Regions from separate parts of the Homo sapiens genome. Here region 1 is linked to region 2. A link is an interaction called in ENCODE POLR2A ChIA-PET data of the cell type or tissue named here. Cell type or tissue: PC-3. All regions are shown on one strand.

Region 1 (8,000 bases), 990 kb before region 2:
TATCCACAAGATGACAGTAGCATCCCCACCCCACCCCCAACAATCCTGACAACCAGTGTCTTCACACATTGTAAACTGTTCCCTAAGAAGCAAAATCATACCAGGTTGAGAACCACTGCTCTAAGAAAACAAAAGGGCCACATCACACTACACCAACTAAAACTAGATTATTCATAGCTATTCTTACTAGTAGAATAGCTAGCTGCTCTGCCCATGACTACGGGATGGCAGCAAGGACAAGACTAAAGAAATAGGCAGGTTTTGGATTTTTCAGGAAAACTGCATAGAGTGCTCAACATGAGAGGAAAAGAAAAGCTTTAGGCCGGGTGTGGATCACGCCTGTAATCCCAGCACTTTGGGAAGCCGAGGCAGGTGAATCACCTGAGGTCAGGAGTTCAAGACCAGCCTGGCCAAAATGGTGAAACCCTGTCTCTACTAAAAATACAAAAATTAGCTGGGCATGGTGGCAGGCACCTGTAATCTCAGCTACTCAGGAGGCTGAGGCAGGAGAATTGCTAGAACCTGGGAGGCGGAGGTTGCAGTGAGCCGAGATCGCGCCATTGCACTCCAGCCAGGGCCAACAAAAGAAAAAAAAAAAAGCTTTAAGAGGTAAAATAGGGTCAAAAACACCAGAAGTAACAGAAGTATTACTTTTATTTTTGTGGCTCTAACACTGTAGTGAAATATAAAAATGGTCCTTGAGTCAAATTCCAAGAAGTCAGTTAACCTAGCAGAGCACAGCAGGACATAGGGCCTAATGGAACGTTTGTTTATCACTCTGAACTTCAATAAAAATGAGTCATTTTAAAATTTTAAAAAAGTATTTAAGGCCGGGCATGGTGGCTCACCCCTGTAATCCCCAGCACTTTGGGAGGCCAAGGCGGGCAGATCACCTGAGGTTAGGAGTTCGAGAACAGCCTAACCAACATAGAGAAATCCCGTCTCTACTAAAAATACAAAATTAGCCAGGCATGGTGGCAGGCACATGTAATCCCAGCTACTCAGGAGGCTGAGGCAGGAGAATCGCTTGAACCAGGAGGTGAAGGTTGCAGTGAGCCAAGATGGCGCCATTCCACTCCAGCCTGGGCAACGAGCAAAACTCCATCTCAAAAAAAAAAAAAAAAAAAAAAAAAAAAACACCAAAACCAAATTGCACAGCTACATTATTCTGAGACAAATCACAATTAAATTCTTGTCATTTCTAAATAAATAATAGTAAAGTCCGCAGAAGCATATCATATAATTTTTGAATAATTAACAATTTTACAAGGAAAAGGGAAAAGAGAATTCCAAGAAGCCAACAGGGAAGATAGTGTGTATATATCCATTACACTCACCAGAAGCATCTAAAATCCAATCTAAACCTGATGGGAGTTCTAAGGGTGTCTGTAAATACAATTATGAGAACCCAATGATGAAAAGCAAAAAGTGATGCTGACACCTAGGGACTCTAACAGCATCTCAGGAACAATGAGAGCCAAGCAAACATTACTGTCTTCCATTATTTCTATTCATTCTACTTTCTAGAAATGAGACTCCAACTGAATAAGCTAGCAACAGACAGCAAATGCTACTGGAGGGATAAAAGTGAATGGTCATTTCCCCGCAGAAATGGAGAGAGGCTTCTGGACAGTATAAAGGAGGGCAAACGGATTCCCAAGCCACATGACAGCTGTTAGGATGAATGAGAACTGAAGATAGTAAACACCAGTAAAGACAGAGGATCAGTGCTCATCCTCCTGGAATCTGGAGAACGGCAGGAGTACATTTTCCTACGTTCCTTCAGATTCAAGTAATTAGATGATCTAATGCAACGTTCAGTCCCACTAGGGGGTCTGTTATGAACAGACAAAAACCCTATTCCTCAGTCAGTAGGAAGCTTACAAACAACTAAATCCTATGCCATAAAAGGCTGGAATTAATTGAGAAGCCTTGTGGCTGGCCAAATAACCTAACATTAGACTGAACATTAAAAGTTCAATGCCATTTCAAGAAGCTGAGGGCAAAGGAAGGAGTGAGCTGAGCAAACCAAATAGAAGGCATCAAAAGGGGATCTACCAGCTATGGAGATGTAGTGCCCTCCCAGTAGGGGCAATTTATAGTCACTGGAATGGCCAAGAGGTAGCGCAGCACTGCAGGAGATGCAGTGAGCTTTCTGAAGTTGTGAATCTGTCTAAGAATCTCTGCCTGGACAATTCCCTCATGTACACACAAGCACAATTGTATGTATAATTTCAGAAAACTTACAGACCACTCACAGTTACCCTCACATCTACCTGAAGAGCCCATGGCCTCCAGACTGCAAAGTCTTACCATAGGAACTCTGCCATTGACTCCTCCATGACCTGGGCAAGTATGCAACACTCGAATCTCTGGACCTGAGTCCAAACATCTGTCAGAGACAAGCTAAAGGCTAAAGGTTCTTCCAGCAGTAAAACAAAGCTTATGTGGAGGAACAATAATCTATTTCCTAGGAATGAGCATCTGAATTCATTGCATCTCAGTTCCTAGTCTGTATCTTCCCACTATGGATGGCCTAAGAAATCTAACTGGAAACGCCAAGGTCTCCCAGCAAAAATTCCACTGGAGGAAAATATAAGGCAACTTCTGTCACTCAATAGAGCCCACTTACCATCCAGCAGGTCTTCTTCATCATCCCTGTCACACTCCTCCACTGCCACCTCCTCCTCCTCCTCCTCCTCTTCCGCATCCTCCAGCTCCACGTCCGGGTCCAGGTCTGGATCGCTCCCTGAGGCAGATTCGTCTGACATGGCTCCCAGAGGTCCTCAGTGGGCATTACCGACTCATGGTCCACTGCAGGGGTGCTAGGAGAGGATGAAAGGCATCAGAATCACCAAGGGTTTTGCTTAGGAACACAAGTCTTTCAAAGAAAAAAATGCTAGCTGGGCACAGTGGCTCATGCCTGTAATCCCAGCACTTTGGGAGGTCAAGGTGGGTGGATCACTTGAGGTCAGGAGTTCGAGACCAGCCTGGCCAACATGGTGAAAACCCATCTCTACTAAAAATACAAAAGTTAGTCAGGCATGGTGGCACACACCTGTAATCCCAGCTACTCAGGTGGCTGAGGCATGAGAATTGCTTGAACCGGGGAGGCAGAGGTTGCAGTGAGCCAAGATGGCGCCACTGCATTCCAGCCTGAGCGACGAGGTGAGACTCTCTCCAAAAGAAAAACAAAGAAAAAAATGCTGAACATGAATTCCCCGGAACTTCTCTAAGCAAGGCAAGCTAACCGTATCCAAATCACCACCTTCCCTATGAGTGTTCTGGCTCTGAGACATGTTTTAGTGACTCTGCATAGCTCAAACATCTCTTGGCTATTTTGACAAGAAAACACCTTAAAGTAACAATAACAACAAAACTATAAACCTTGGAAATCCCATTTGTTCATTCCTTCCTGTATCAACTGTTTCCTGAGCACCAACTCTCTGTATCTATTTATACATATACATATATGTGTGTGTATGTGTGTGTGTGTGTGTGTGTGTGTATATATATATATATATATGTATAGAGTCCCCAACCTGCGATGGTTTAACTTACAATTGTGCGAAAATGACACACATTCAGTAGAAACTGTGCTTCAAATTTTAAATTTTTCCCAGGCTAGTGACATATGGAACTATACTCTCTGGCAATGCTGAGTAACAGCAATGAGCCAAAGCTTCCAGTCCACCATGCTATCATGAAGTGTGCAGTTTTCTGTGCTGCCAGATGATTTTGACTGTAGACAATGTAAGTGCTCTTTATTTTATTTATTTATTTTTAGACAAGGTCCAGCTCTGTTGGCCAGGCTGGAGTGTGGGTGGAGTGCAGAGGCACAATCATAGCTCACTGCAGCCTCAAATTCCTGGGTTCAAGCAATCCTTCTGCCTAAGACCTCCTGAGTAGCTAGGACGACAGGCACATACAACCATGCCTGGCTAAGACAGTGTTAAGTGTTCTGAGCACCTTTAAGGTAGTCTAGCCCAAATTATGATGTTCAGTAGGTTAGGTGTATTAAATAGACTTTCAACTTACAATATTTTCAACTTACGATGCATTTATCAGGATGTAACCCCATTGTACATGGAGGAACAGTTGTATATAATCGCAGGTGCTATTCTAGAGTTTGGGGACACAGCAGGAAGCAGAACAAAGCATGCAGGGAATACTTAGGGCTGGTGTGTGGCAGGAGGAGCTGCTAGTTTATATAGGGGAGGTCAGTGAAGTTCTCACTGAGCAGAAACCAAAAGGAAGGAAGGAAGCCGTAAAGACATCTTGAGGGAGTGTGTTCCAGGAAGACCGAGCACCAACGGCAGAGGAGGAGTGGCTGGGAGTACACAGGAGCTAGAAGTATGTTTTACCCAAGTTATTCATTCATTCACATTCAGTCCATCATTTGCTAACCTGCTATACTATGTCTATCATGTGTCAGGCACTGTGCATGTCTGTCTCTCTTATCACTTTACTATTAGCTGTAAAGGCCATTCCTTCGTGAGGGTAAAAAAATAAAAACCATGGTAAAGAGATGGCTAGTTGGGTTAGCTCTTTGATAAAGTAAATATAGCAAAATGTTAACTAGTAAATTCACTGACCAATTCTTTCCATTTTTTCTGTATATTTCAAATTTTCTTTTCTTTTTTTTTTTTTTTTTTTTGAGATGCAGTTTCACTCTGTCACCCAGGCTGGCATGCAGTGGCACGATCTCAGCTCACTGCAACCTCCACCTCCTGGGTTCAGGTGATTCTCCTGCCTCAGCCTCCCGAGTAGCTGGAACTACAGGTGTGCACCACCACACCCAGCTAATTTTTGTATTTTTAGCAGAGACGGGGTTTTACCATGTTGGCCAGGCTGTTTTCTAACTCCTGACCTCAGGTGATCCTCCCGCCTCAGCCTCCCAAAGTGCTGGGATTACAGGCATCAGCCACTGTGCCCAGCCTCAAATTTTCACACTAAAATCAGAGAAGAGGTAAATCATCTTTTTTTTTTTTTTTTTTTTTTTTTTTGAGATGGAGTCTCACTCTGTCACCCAGGCTGGAGTGCAGTGGTGCGATCTTGGCTTACTGCAAGCTCCACCTCCTGAGTTCATACCATTCTCCTGCCTCAGCCTCCCAAGTAGCTGGGACTACAGGCGCCTGCCACCACGCCCGGCTAATTTTTTGTATTTTTAGTAGAGACGGGGTCTCACCGTGTTAGCCAGGATGGTCTCGATCTCCTGACCTCCCAAAGTGCTGGGATTACAGGCATGAGCCACCGCACCCGGCCATAAATCATCTTTTACAAGACAAACTGCTGCAGATAAATACATCAACAATCAGATCATCCTCAAATTCCTATCTCCCAAAATAAAAACTGAAGTACAAGTCTCTAGTCATTTAACATAAAAAGTACTGCAGAACTGCAATATCTTACTAAGCTTCAGATAATTTGAAACATAACATCTATCTTCTCCTGAACAGAAAAGAAAAAAAGAAAAGCAAACTAGATTATTTAGAGTTTTGGAAAACTAGAACTTAAGAATTGTTCAGAGTTAGAAATAACAGGAATTACGAGTGTGTGTGTGCAGATGGTTCATGTACTTAGCCTCTCAAAGTAAAAAACAGCTGTGAAATGATCTAGTAATAAAATTTAAATTTTTGCATTAATAACTCACTTCCAAAAACATCTGCAAAGGGCATTAAGGGACAGGGGATAAATGTGATCGACAAATACAAATTCATATAGTTAATGCTGAGCTACCATTCACTTAGTGACCTGGCAGATTTTAAATCTCTGCAGAAACGACTATCCGGCCAGACGTGGTTGCTCATGCTTGTAATCCCAGCACTTTGGGAGGCCGAGGCAGGCGGATCACGAGGTCAGGAGATCAAAACCATCCTGGCTAACACGTGTGAAACTCCGTCTCTACTAAAAAATACAAAAAATTAGCCGGGCGTGGTGGCGGGCGCCTGTAGTCCCAGCTACTTGGGAGGCTGAGGCAGGAGAATGGCGTGAACCCGGGAGGCGGAGCTTGCAGTGAGCCGAGATCACGCCACTGCACTCCAGCCTGGGCGACACAGCGAGACTCCCATCTCGAGAAAAAAAAAAAGAAAGAAATCACTACCCTGTGTCACTGGTTCATTTAATAGGTTTTAGAAAGGAAGTAGTAAATCAATTAGATATCAACAACTTTGAAAGTAAAATTTACTTCTTAATATTTGCAGTGAAATTTATTTCTGAATGTTAGTATATTCATCAGTAACTACTCTGTGTTTGGAAGTCAATGGTTGTAAACAGCACAACCCCTCTCTTTCATCCTAGACTCCTTGAGATAAGAGTGTTTTGGCCAGGCATGGTGGCTCACATCTGTAATCCCAGCACTTTGGGAGGCTGAAGTGAGCAGATCACCTGAGGTCAGGAGTTCAAGACCAGCCCAAACAACATGGTGAAACCCCCATCTCTACTAAAAATACAAAATTAGCCAGGCATAGTAGCGCATGCCTATAATCCCAGCTACTCGGGACGCTGAAGCAGAAGAATCGCCTGAACCCAGGAGGTGGAGATTCCAGTGAGCTGAGATCCCACCACTGCACTCCAGCCTGGGCAACAAGAGTGAAACTCCATCTCAAAAAAAAAAAAAAAAAAGTGTTTTCTTTGCAGTGTGCTTGGCTGATTTTAGAGAACCATTTTTAATTAGCAAGTACTTTTAGGCAACCTGAATGCCTGTCATTCTAGAGAAGAAATTGTGTGGTGGCGACAGAGACTTCCAAAAAAAAAAAAACAAAGGCAACAAAGAGCCTGGTGTGATGGTTCATGCCTGTAATCCCAGCACTTTGGGAGGCCATGGTGGGGGAATTGCTTGAGCCCAGGAGTTCAAGACAAGCCTGGGCAACACAGCGATGCCCATATCTACAAAATATACAAAAACTAGCTGGACTTGGTGGTGTGCACCTGTAGTCCCAGCTACTTGGGAGACTGAGGCAGGAGGATCACTTGAGCCCAGGCAACAAGTGAAAAGGAGGAAAGGCTGGTCTTGGTGGGCAGCAGCAGTCAACTGTATTCTTCTCTAAGGGGCTCCACCCTCACACACACATACGTCTATGTGGGCATAGCCTTTCAGAACACAAGGCAGCCTTGATTCAGTAGTCAGCTCTTAGCAGAACTGTTAGACAGACATGGTTGGTGGCGGTGGGGGCGGGGTGGTGATAAAGAAAATAATCCATCTCCCTCATTTGCTCCTCATTCTAGGCAAAACACTGCTACAATCTCCAGTGACAAGGGGCTCTGCCTCTAATACACAGAAACCAGGAGAGCAATAATGGGTATGCTGCACCTTAATGAGGACCTGTGTTCTTACAGTGCAAGTTCTGGGAATCAAATTGTATTTTAATGAAACTGGAGAACTAGCTATTTAAAGGAACTCTAAAGAGGACCGCTCTGAAAAGCAAATATTCAACCCCTAAGTGTTTTAATAAGTCTACAGTTTAATATATTAGGTTTGTTAAAAGGAGGCTGTAATTATGAAGAAACCCATAGCCAATCCTAGCCTAGCACCTCATAGCAATCGTGAGAGTGAAGGAAAATATTGTTCTGCCTTGCTAAGTTCAAAGACAACGCCACCTGTCAATAGAGTGGTACCTGGCCAACAATCAGCAGAATTAATCATGCAGGCACAGGCCTTAGAGACATGAGGCATGGCAAGGTGGGGATATTAGGATATACACAAGAGGAAACACACACACAAACAAAGCCTTTGTTCACAAAGCAGACGACCAGGCTTGCAGAGTTCACACTGAAATCATAAGACTCCGAGCACACACGCTGCCTCATCATTGTGAGGCAGCTCATGAAATTTCACAGATGTCATTATGGTCCTTGATAGCATCATGATTGTTCCTTTTAAATAAAAAGATCCTTCCCAGACTGCCATGTCCTCATTAATTTTGGTGACCTTCAGTAGTACTAAATTCTGTCAAGTGGTCTCAAAGCAAGTCCACAGCAAGCGCAAATGACTTGTTTTT
Region 2 (8,000 bases):
GACAGGGATGGTGGCTTCCAGGCAAGTTGCTCTTGGATGCTGTTTTCTATCTCCTGGTATCCCTGCCTGCTGAGAGCTCTTGGCCACTGGCCTGGCCACCAAGGTCCTGTTCTCTTCACCCTGGCCTCAGCTCAAGCCAGGGCCCGGCTCCTGTCTGGGGAGGGGCTGCCAGCTACTTCTGACCCCCAACAGGTTCCAGGTTCCATCTTCTTTTCTTGTTTCCCTGCCAGGGCAGTGAATGATGCCTGCCCAGACCCCAATCAGAGACTCAGCCTAACAGATGCTGAAGATCCTCTGGCCAACGTGATCACCACTGTGTGGTCCTGGCCTAGTAAAAGGGGCACACATGTTGACACTAGCCAGGAACAAAGGGATGAGCCTTCTGGTGGGTGCAAGGACCCTGCACAACATACAAACAGTAACGAAGGTCACACTTTATCATTAAGTCCTCCACCAGCACATGTGCTCCAAAGGCACCAACTGGGCCAGACTCCATCTAGGTCCTGGAGACAGCAGGGAACAAGACAGACACGGTCCCCATACTCATTGGGCTCGTGGGCTAGCGGGAGAGACAGAGAGTGAACTAGTGAACAAATGGGTGCATAGGACAAGCTTTGAGAGTGTAAAGAAAGAAAAGCAGTGGGGGTGGGAAGAGTAACTTTGGGAATGGGGACACCCTGCAGCTGGGAGGGCGTTGGGGATAGCTCTGCAGCTTTGGGTGGCACTGAGCCTGGAGACCCAGGCAATGAGCAGGAGCTGGCCATGCAGACAACTTGCAGAAGGGATGTCCCAGGTGAAAGGAACTACAAGTGCAGTGGCCCTGAGGCAGAGACCTAGAGCCCAGAATGGCTGCCCAGGAGGGGTGGGAAGGGCAAAGGAAGCAGGTGGATTTTATTTGAGGATGGCAAAGCACCTCTTCAGAGCCTAGCAGGGGAGTGCTGTGATCTGACCCTCATTTCTAAGGGAGGTATCTGTACTCATGAGGGCCTGGAGGCAAGAGGCCAGAAAGAAGGATCTGGAGGGTAGAGTGTGGGAGCGGGGGCAGAAAGAGGTGAGGGCAGCAACTCTGTGACTCTGGGTTGGGTTCCTACCCCACTAGCAGAGGTTGTCCTCATCTACAGCTGAAGAGGGAAGGCCTCAGAGAGGGGTGGTGAGAGGCAGAGCCAGAGTTCACATCCTGATTCCAGACATTGTTTGGAATAACCACTGCTCTATTCTGCCTCCAAGGGTCTGGCTTGCTAAAGCCTAGGCACCCACAGGTTCAGAAGGCATGCAGGAGGATGGGGAGATTCAGGAGGGCTTTCTGGAGGAGGGGGTCTGGGGGCTGGGCCCTAGAGGATTCTGCCTCCAGGTGGGAAATGGGTTTGGAGATTGATCCTGTGTGGCGTCCCTCCCTGGATTCACAAGCCTCCCTCTGGAACAACCTTCGGACAGAAATGCTGCTAAGCCATCTAGGTATTTCTTGTTGCCCCCAAGGAGTGTTTGCTGGATACCACCCCCCTTCCAGACATACCACTGGGGTATCATTGGTGCCAGTGTGTACATCTCACTAGGTCCCTGCACCTAGGCTGGACTTTTAATCTACTGACTGAGCAAATCTCTCCTGGCCAAGGCTGGACACACAGCTGAGTGGGGCTGGGGTCCATGACTAGGCCCACCTCACTCTCAGATGGGGACCCTCCCGTCCTGCACGGTTGCCCACAGTGAAGTGGAAGGCGAGGGGCCGGGGGCCTAAAGGCCTAGAGGCCTGACTACGAAGGCAGGAAGACTCAGGGTCTGTGCATAGGACATCCCAGACTTCTCCAGCTCTCATAAAGGCCCTCTTCCTCCAGGAGAAGTAGGCCCTGTGCAAGCCTGGGCAGCCTTTGACACCAACCTGCTAGACCAGTTTTAAGATAAAGTAGACTTGAGCTTTGCCGGAAATTCAACAGCCTCTCATGGTGGATGTGTCCTCCCTATCCCTCCCTGGCTCCCGTGGACCACCCAAGGGGTCACTCCAAGAGTCACTCTGGGGCAGCAGGCTGGAGTTCCCACGTCTGAGACTCAAGCTAGAGGAGGTCCCTGGAGGTTTGATTTTGGTCAGAATGCAGACCTCAGAGTGGTTGGAGAGTGGCTGGGCCTGGATGCTGGGGAATGGGGAGTGAATGGAAACCGATGCTCATCTCTGAGCAGGAGGAGACACAGCAGGCCCAGGGAAGGGGAGCTTTTCTGATGTGGTCAAAGCTTCCTGCTCAGTGGAAAGAGAGTTGCTTCCATGGCCCGGGCCTCATTAAAACAGGCAGGGCCTCTGAGGGCTATGGGAACCTAGGATTGCCATGACTCCTCCAGGCAGCCCTCCAGGACTGTCTCACCCACACAGACCCTACTAGTGAGATGCTTGCGCTGGCACCGATGATGCCCTGATGACATGCCTGGTGGGGAGGGTGGTATCCAGCAAATGCTCCTCAGGCAGAGTCCTGCTCCAGGGACTCTCCCCACACCCAGCACCCATGAGCCAGATGGGGCCCTTCCTGTCACCAGAGCTGGGCTCCTCCACCAGAGGTGGGGATTGCACTCATAGTCCAGACTGGGCCAAAGCTCTGTTCTTCAAAGTGCCTCTCAGCCCTCAGCCTCCTCCCAGGAAGCACTTCACTGCTCCCACCCCCACCAGCCCCACATCAGTGACATCACTTGTGTGTGTGTGTGTGTGTGTGTGTGTGTGTGTGTGTGTGTGTGTGTGTGTGTGTGTGTGCGCGCGCACGCGCGCACGCATGCTTGTGCTGACCTTTCCACTTGGCCAACATTCCTTTGTTTTTCTCAGCTCCTTCCAGTGGATGGCTGTGGGAGGAGGAGCTGCTGGGAGAGTAGGTTCTCAGGAAACATTTCCCCCAAAGCCCCAGGGACACGGAGCCCACGAGACATGAGAAAATGAGGCTTAACCAGGAGGAGAGGTGTTCCAAGGGCAGTTTGAGGGGTGTGGGTGAGAGAAAAGGAGAGATCCTGGCAGAGATCACTGTTAACCCAGGTGTGTGCATGCCTGCGGGGGCGTGCTCCCGGGCATCCTTGCCAGATCAGCACCATCAGCCTGGCACCTAGTGGGCAAGCTGAGCTTATAAGGGCAGGCAAAGCTGGGTGGCCCTAGGAAGTTGCTGCATCTCGCCAGGACATATATGGCTCAAAGTAGGCCAGGGTCCTGGGTTTGCTGTTGTGGGATCAATTCACTTTCTCTCCTACCCAGAGGTGCCTGGTTGGGAGCTGTGGGCTTTGGGGGCAGGAGCACCTCCTCCCAGCACCTTGACAATCACCCCCTTTCTCTTCTGGGTCTCAGTGAGTAACTAGGGTGGGTGCTAGCTTCCAGAGGATCCCTGGGCCTTGTGTAGGGCAGAGAAGGCCTGGCGTGGGCACCCCCCACCCCCAGCCTGGGTGAGGTGTTTTCGCCAGAATTGCAGCAGCTGGGGCTGGAGGCCTCTTCCCAGGAAGAGCAGAGCGCCGCTTCCAAGAACTCAGAGGAGGCCGCAGGCGGGAGGGGGAGCGGGGGAGTTAATTTTAAACCACACTGCCTTCAACGCTTCTCAGGAACTGGTTGCTCAACGTGATCTGGCAGGTCCCAGGCGGCTGGGCAGGCCTGGTGCCAGCTCAGAAGTGGCGGGTGGAGGACACGCCCCAGGGGGAGGCCTGGTGACCTTGAGGGAAGTAGGGCCCTGTCCTTGACCACTTACCAGGGCCTGTCCCTCATTCACCCGACCCAACTTTGCTGGGGGGTGTGAGGTGGGGTAATTTATTCAGTTCTAACCAGGAAAGGTAAAATTATAACAGGATTAATAACACAAGTGTCATGGCCTTCCAAGGGCCCCAAGACGATCCCATCCCCCTTCCCTGCTCAGAACCTGCCTGTCCTGCACCCTGGCCTGTCCTCTGGAGGTTATCTGATGAGGGCCTATTCTGAGGGTAAGGCCTGTGCTGATTCTCTATGGGATGGGACCCTGGTGCCAGGCTAGTGGGGGGAGTAGAGTCGGGGGGTGGAGGGTGGCATGTGGCAAGCTGGTGGAAGTTCTGGACCAAGGGAATGAGCCTCCTTCTTGTGCAGGGAGAACTCATGGGCCCGCACCCCATGGTTGACTGCAGTCAAAGCACCTGCATTTCACCGACCTCCTGTTGGAGGTGTTGACCACCCTAGTGTGGCCAACCACTCCCGGCTGACAGCCTAGGCCCACCTCCCAATGTTTGGTCCATGGAATGTTCTACCTGCAGAGGCACCTCCCAGTGCACCCCCTTCCCCCACTACCCCCACTGGCTGCCCTCTGAGACCCCAGCAGTCTGGGCAGAGCAGGTCTCAAGTTCTAGGAAAGGATCCTAAGCAAATGCTGCCAAGAGCTGCAGTTCTTGGAACCAGCACTGCAGGGCGAGGGGACACTTCCTGGAACCTGCTGGCCCTTCCAGGGAGTGAGGCTCAGAGGACAGCCAGTGACCTGGGGTAAGTGGGGGGAGAGGGTACTGAGCCCTTAGCTTCGGTCTCTGCCTCCAGGAAGCCCTCCCTGACTGCAGGTGCCTCCTTAGACTCCTCCATCCCGGTGCTGGATCTGGCATGACCTCTGAAGTGCCCGGTGTCCAGCCTGGCAGAGTGGACGACGAGAAACAGGTGTTAGTAGAGAAAAAAAGGGCATGTGTACCTATGGAGGCAGCGTGTGGGTGTGGGTCCACAGTGAAAGCAGGAGGTTAGACAGGAGTGTCCTGCCTAGGCCAGTGAGCAGCCGGGGGTGTGAAGCACCAAGGGAGAGTAGGAGGGAAAACAAGGTGGGGTCAGCAGTGCCAGGCCCTGCTCACTGAGCCCCCTTTGCTGGTGGGCAGCCTCTGGCTCTAGTCACTCCTTCAGGACAGCCTTGTCTCACCCACACTTCCCTGTCCCACAGCAGGGGGCCCAGGCCCCAGCTTCAGCATCAAGCCACCCAGGACATGCATCTGGCCTTTTGGAAAATAGCCTGGAGAATGCAGAGGAGAGGCTGCAGTGAGTGGGCACTGACAACTGTCTGGGACTGGGTTGAAGTCTGGCCACATTTCAAGGGAATGGCCATGAGTGTTCCCATCACAGGATCCCAGGAGCAGCATTGTTAGAGCAGGGGCCTGGAAGTATGGCTGAGGGTGCTGAGTGAGCAGGTCAGGGTCACATAGCTGGGAGGCACTAGGACAACCTTTTAACCACTCATGACCCCTTTACCTTCAGAATGGAGAACCTCCCCTGGCCAAGGCTGGACGGGGTGTCGGCAAGAACTTGCCTCTCTCCTCCCACCCTCAGGTCACTCCTTGGCCCTCACTGAGCACAGCGCCAAGCGTGCTACCCATCCACCCCAATGTCACAGAGAAGATGGGGACAATGCTGGCGTTAAGAAGGGCTAGGACCCAGTGGGTGGGTGGCAGCTGTGAGGTGGGGCTATGGCAGAGAGGTCCTCCCTCCCCTGTAGGAGGGCAGTGGGGCAGCCCAAGGACACAGGTCATTGCTGTGCTTGTACTCTGCAGTGGCCAGTTCTCAGAAGCTACCTGGGGCAGCTGGCAGTGGGTGGGAGTGCTGCATTCTCTGTCACTTAGAGGCCTTGATGCCTGCACCCAGGTCAGGCTGGCTGTGGCTGGAAAGAACCTGCTGTGGATGAAGTTGACCTGGGACCCACGTGACCTGAGTGAAAAGAGCTATGGGTTTGCAGGGGACACCGGTGCCCTGCTGCAGGTGGTTCTAGAGCTAGGTATCCTGCATCGTGACTTGAGCAAGTCATGAACCCACTCTGAGCCTCAGTTTCCCACTCTGTTTTTGGTGTTTGGTTTGGTTTGGTTTTGAGACAGGGTCTCACCCTGTTGCCCAGGCTGGAGTCCAGTGGCACAATCTCGGCTCACTGCAGCCTCTACCTCCTGAGCTCAAGCGATCCTCCCACCTCAGTCTCCCAAGTAGCTGAGACTACAGGTGTGTGCCACCACACCCCACTAATTTTTTGTACAGATCTAGTTTCACCATGTTGCCCAGGCTGGTCTGAACTCCTGGGCTCAAGCAATTCTCCTCCCTCGGCCTCCCAAAGCACTGGGATTACAGGCGTGAGCCACTGCACCGGGCCTCCACCTCTACTTTGGGGACAATGTTATCACTTGCCTTATGGAATCGTTGTAAGGAGGAAATGTGTAGACTTGGTGATTTTTGTTTCTCCTCGGAGTCTTCCCCTGGATCCCAACTCACCCCTCCAGCTCCCACTTCACCATGAGCCCATGGAGACATGAGCCCCAGAAGAGCTCTTTCTCTGGTCTCTATTGCAGCAAGAAGTACCTGTGGGCACACTGGAGCATAGGCCTTGATGTTTGCAGTGCTCCAGGCAAAAGGACAAGTGGAGGCTCACATACCAGAATCTAAATATTAAACAACCATAAATCAAGCTGCTAATGAAATGTGTTCTATCCTCCTACTGAACAAATAAGCTTTCATAGGAGTAAAAACATCTGTAAATCTACAGTTTTTATATATCTGAAAGTCAGCAGATATCCAAAATGATGAAACTTAGTAATTATCACTCATGTCCAGGTGTTCAGTGACCTGAGGTTTAAGTGAGAGAATGAAGACTTGCCTGATGCCTAAGATATTCTGTATTTATTCTGTAACATTGATTCTCCTCGTCTTTAGTCTAGTAAAATGATTGATTATGTTGTTACAGTCAAGACTTCTACACTATTACTGTTCTTTTCATAGTAATGATTAAAAAGATTAAAATAAGGCTGGGCATGGTGGCTCACACATGTAATCCCAGAGCTTTGAGAAACCAAAGTGACAGGATTGCTTGAGGCAGGAGTTCAAGTTTACAGTAAGCTATGACTATACTACTGTACTCCAGACTGGGCAACAGAGCAAGACCCTGTCTATAAAAAAAATAATAATTTTTAAAAAGACTAAAATAAAATATTGGCCAGGTGTGGTGGCTCACACCTGTAATCCCAGCACTTTGGGAGGCCAAGGCAGGTGGATCACCTGAGGTCAGGAGTTCAAGACCAGCCTGGCCAACATGGTGAAACCTCATCTCTACTAAAAATACAAAAATTAGCCAGGCATGGTGGCACACACCTGTAATCCCAGCTACTTGGGAGGCTGAGGCAGGAGAATTTCTTGAACCCAGGAGGCAGAGGTTGCAGTGAGCCGAGATCCACACCATTGCACTCCAGCCTGGGTGACAAGAGTGAAACTCCATCTCAAAAAAATAAATTAATTAATTAAATAATGAAATAAAATATTACATTCAAAGAACACAAAAATATGTTAAATTAAATGAGATATGTCAAAATTTCAAAAGATGATATAGTCCAAAAAGTTATTGTTATTTTAAAATTAATTTAATTATTATTATTATTTTTTGAGACAGGGTCTCACTCTTTTGCCCAGGCTGAAGTGCAGTGGTGTAATCTTGGCTCTCTGTAGCCTTGACCTCCTGGGCTTAAGTGATCCTCCCACCTTAGCCTCCCAAGTAGCTGGTACTACAGATGTGTGCCACCACACTCCACTAATTTTTTTGTATTTTTTGTACAGATGGAGTTTTGCCATGTTTCCCAGGCTACTCTCAAACTCCTGGGCTCAAGGGATTCTCCTGCCTCAGCTTCTCAATGCGCTGGGACTTCAGATGTAAGCCACTGTGCCTGGCCTTAATTTTAATTATTTTTTTTGGCGGGGGGGTCTTGCTGTGTCACCCAGGCTAGAGCGCAGTGGTGTGATCATAGCTCAGTGACACCTCAAACTCCTGGGCTCAAGGGATCCTCCCACCTCGGCCTCCCCAAGTAGCTGGGACGACAGGCACCCACCAGCACACCTGGCTAATTTTTGTATTTTTTATAGAGATAGGGTTTCACCACATTGCTCAGGCTGGTCTTGAACTCCTGAGCTCAAGCGATCCACCCATTTCAGCCTCCCAAAGTGCTGAGATTACAGGCGTTAGCCACCACACCCAGCCTAAAAAGTTATTTTTAAAATAATCAAAATCACTTAGTAAAATTGAGGCAAAACA

The links. ChIA-PET counts read pairs that join two places held together with the same protein. Peaks named below come from ENCODE experiments on the same cell type or tissue, not always from the same donor. Only the 100,000 strongest peaks of a DNase experiment are listed, where the experiment ranks them.
Region 1: POLR2A ChIA-PET joins it to region 2 with 15 read pairs; 2 of 35 experiments call an interaction of 5 or more read pairs at or near these places.

Annotation. Positions count from the first base shown.
Region 1 is chr3:51,585,192-51,593,191 of GRCh38, reverse strand. It overlaps RAD54L2 (RAD54 like 2), which reads right to left. Exons shown (of 23, transcript NM_015106.4): 3 at 2,633-2,825. The coding sequence starts at 2,771. Among named protein-coding and RNA genes, the nearest start is that of RAD54L2, 50 kb to the right of the region's middle. In PC-3, no CTCF peak of the experiment used is centred here; no DNase peak of the experiment used is centred here.
Region 2 is chr3:50,596,786-50,604,785 of GRCh38, reverse strand. No RefSeq gene overlaps it. Among named protein-coding and RNA genes, the nearest start is that of CISH, 11 kb to the left of the region's middle. RefSeq lists an enhancer at 2,059-5,739. In PC-3, no CTCF peak of the experiment used is centred here; a DNase peak (open chromatin) is centred at 3,545; H3K4me3 peaks cover 351 bases; H3K27ac peaks cover 1,115 bases.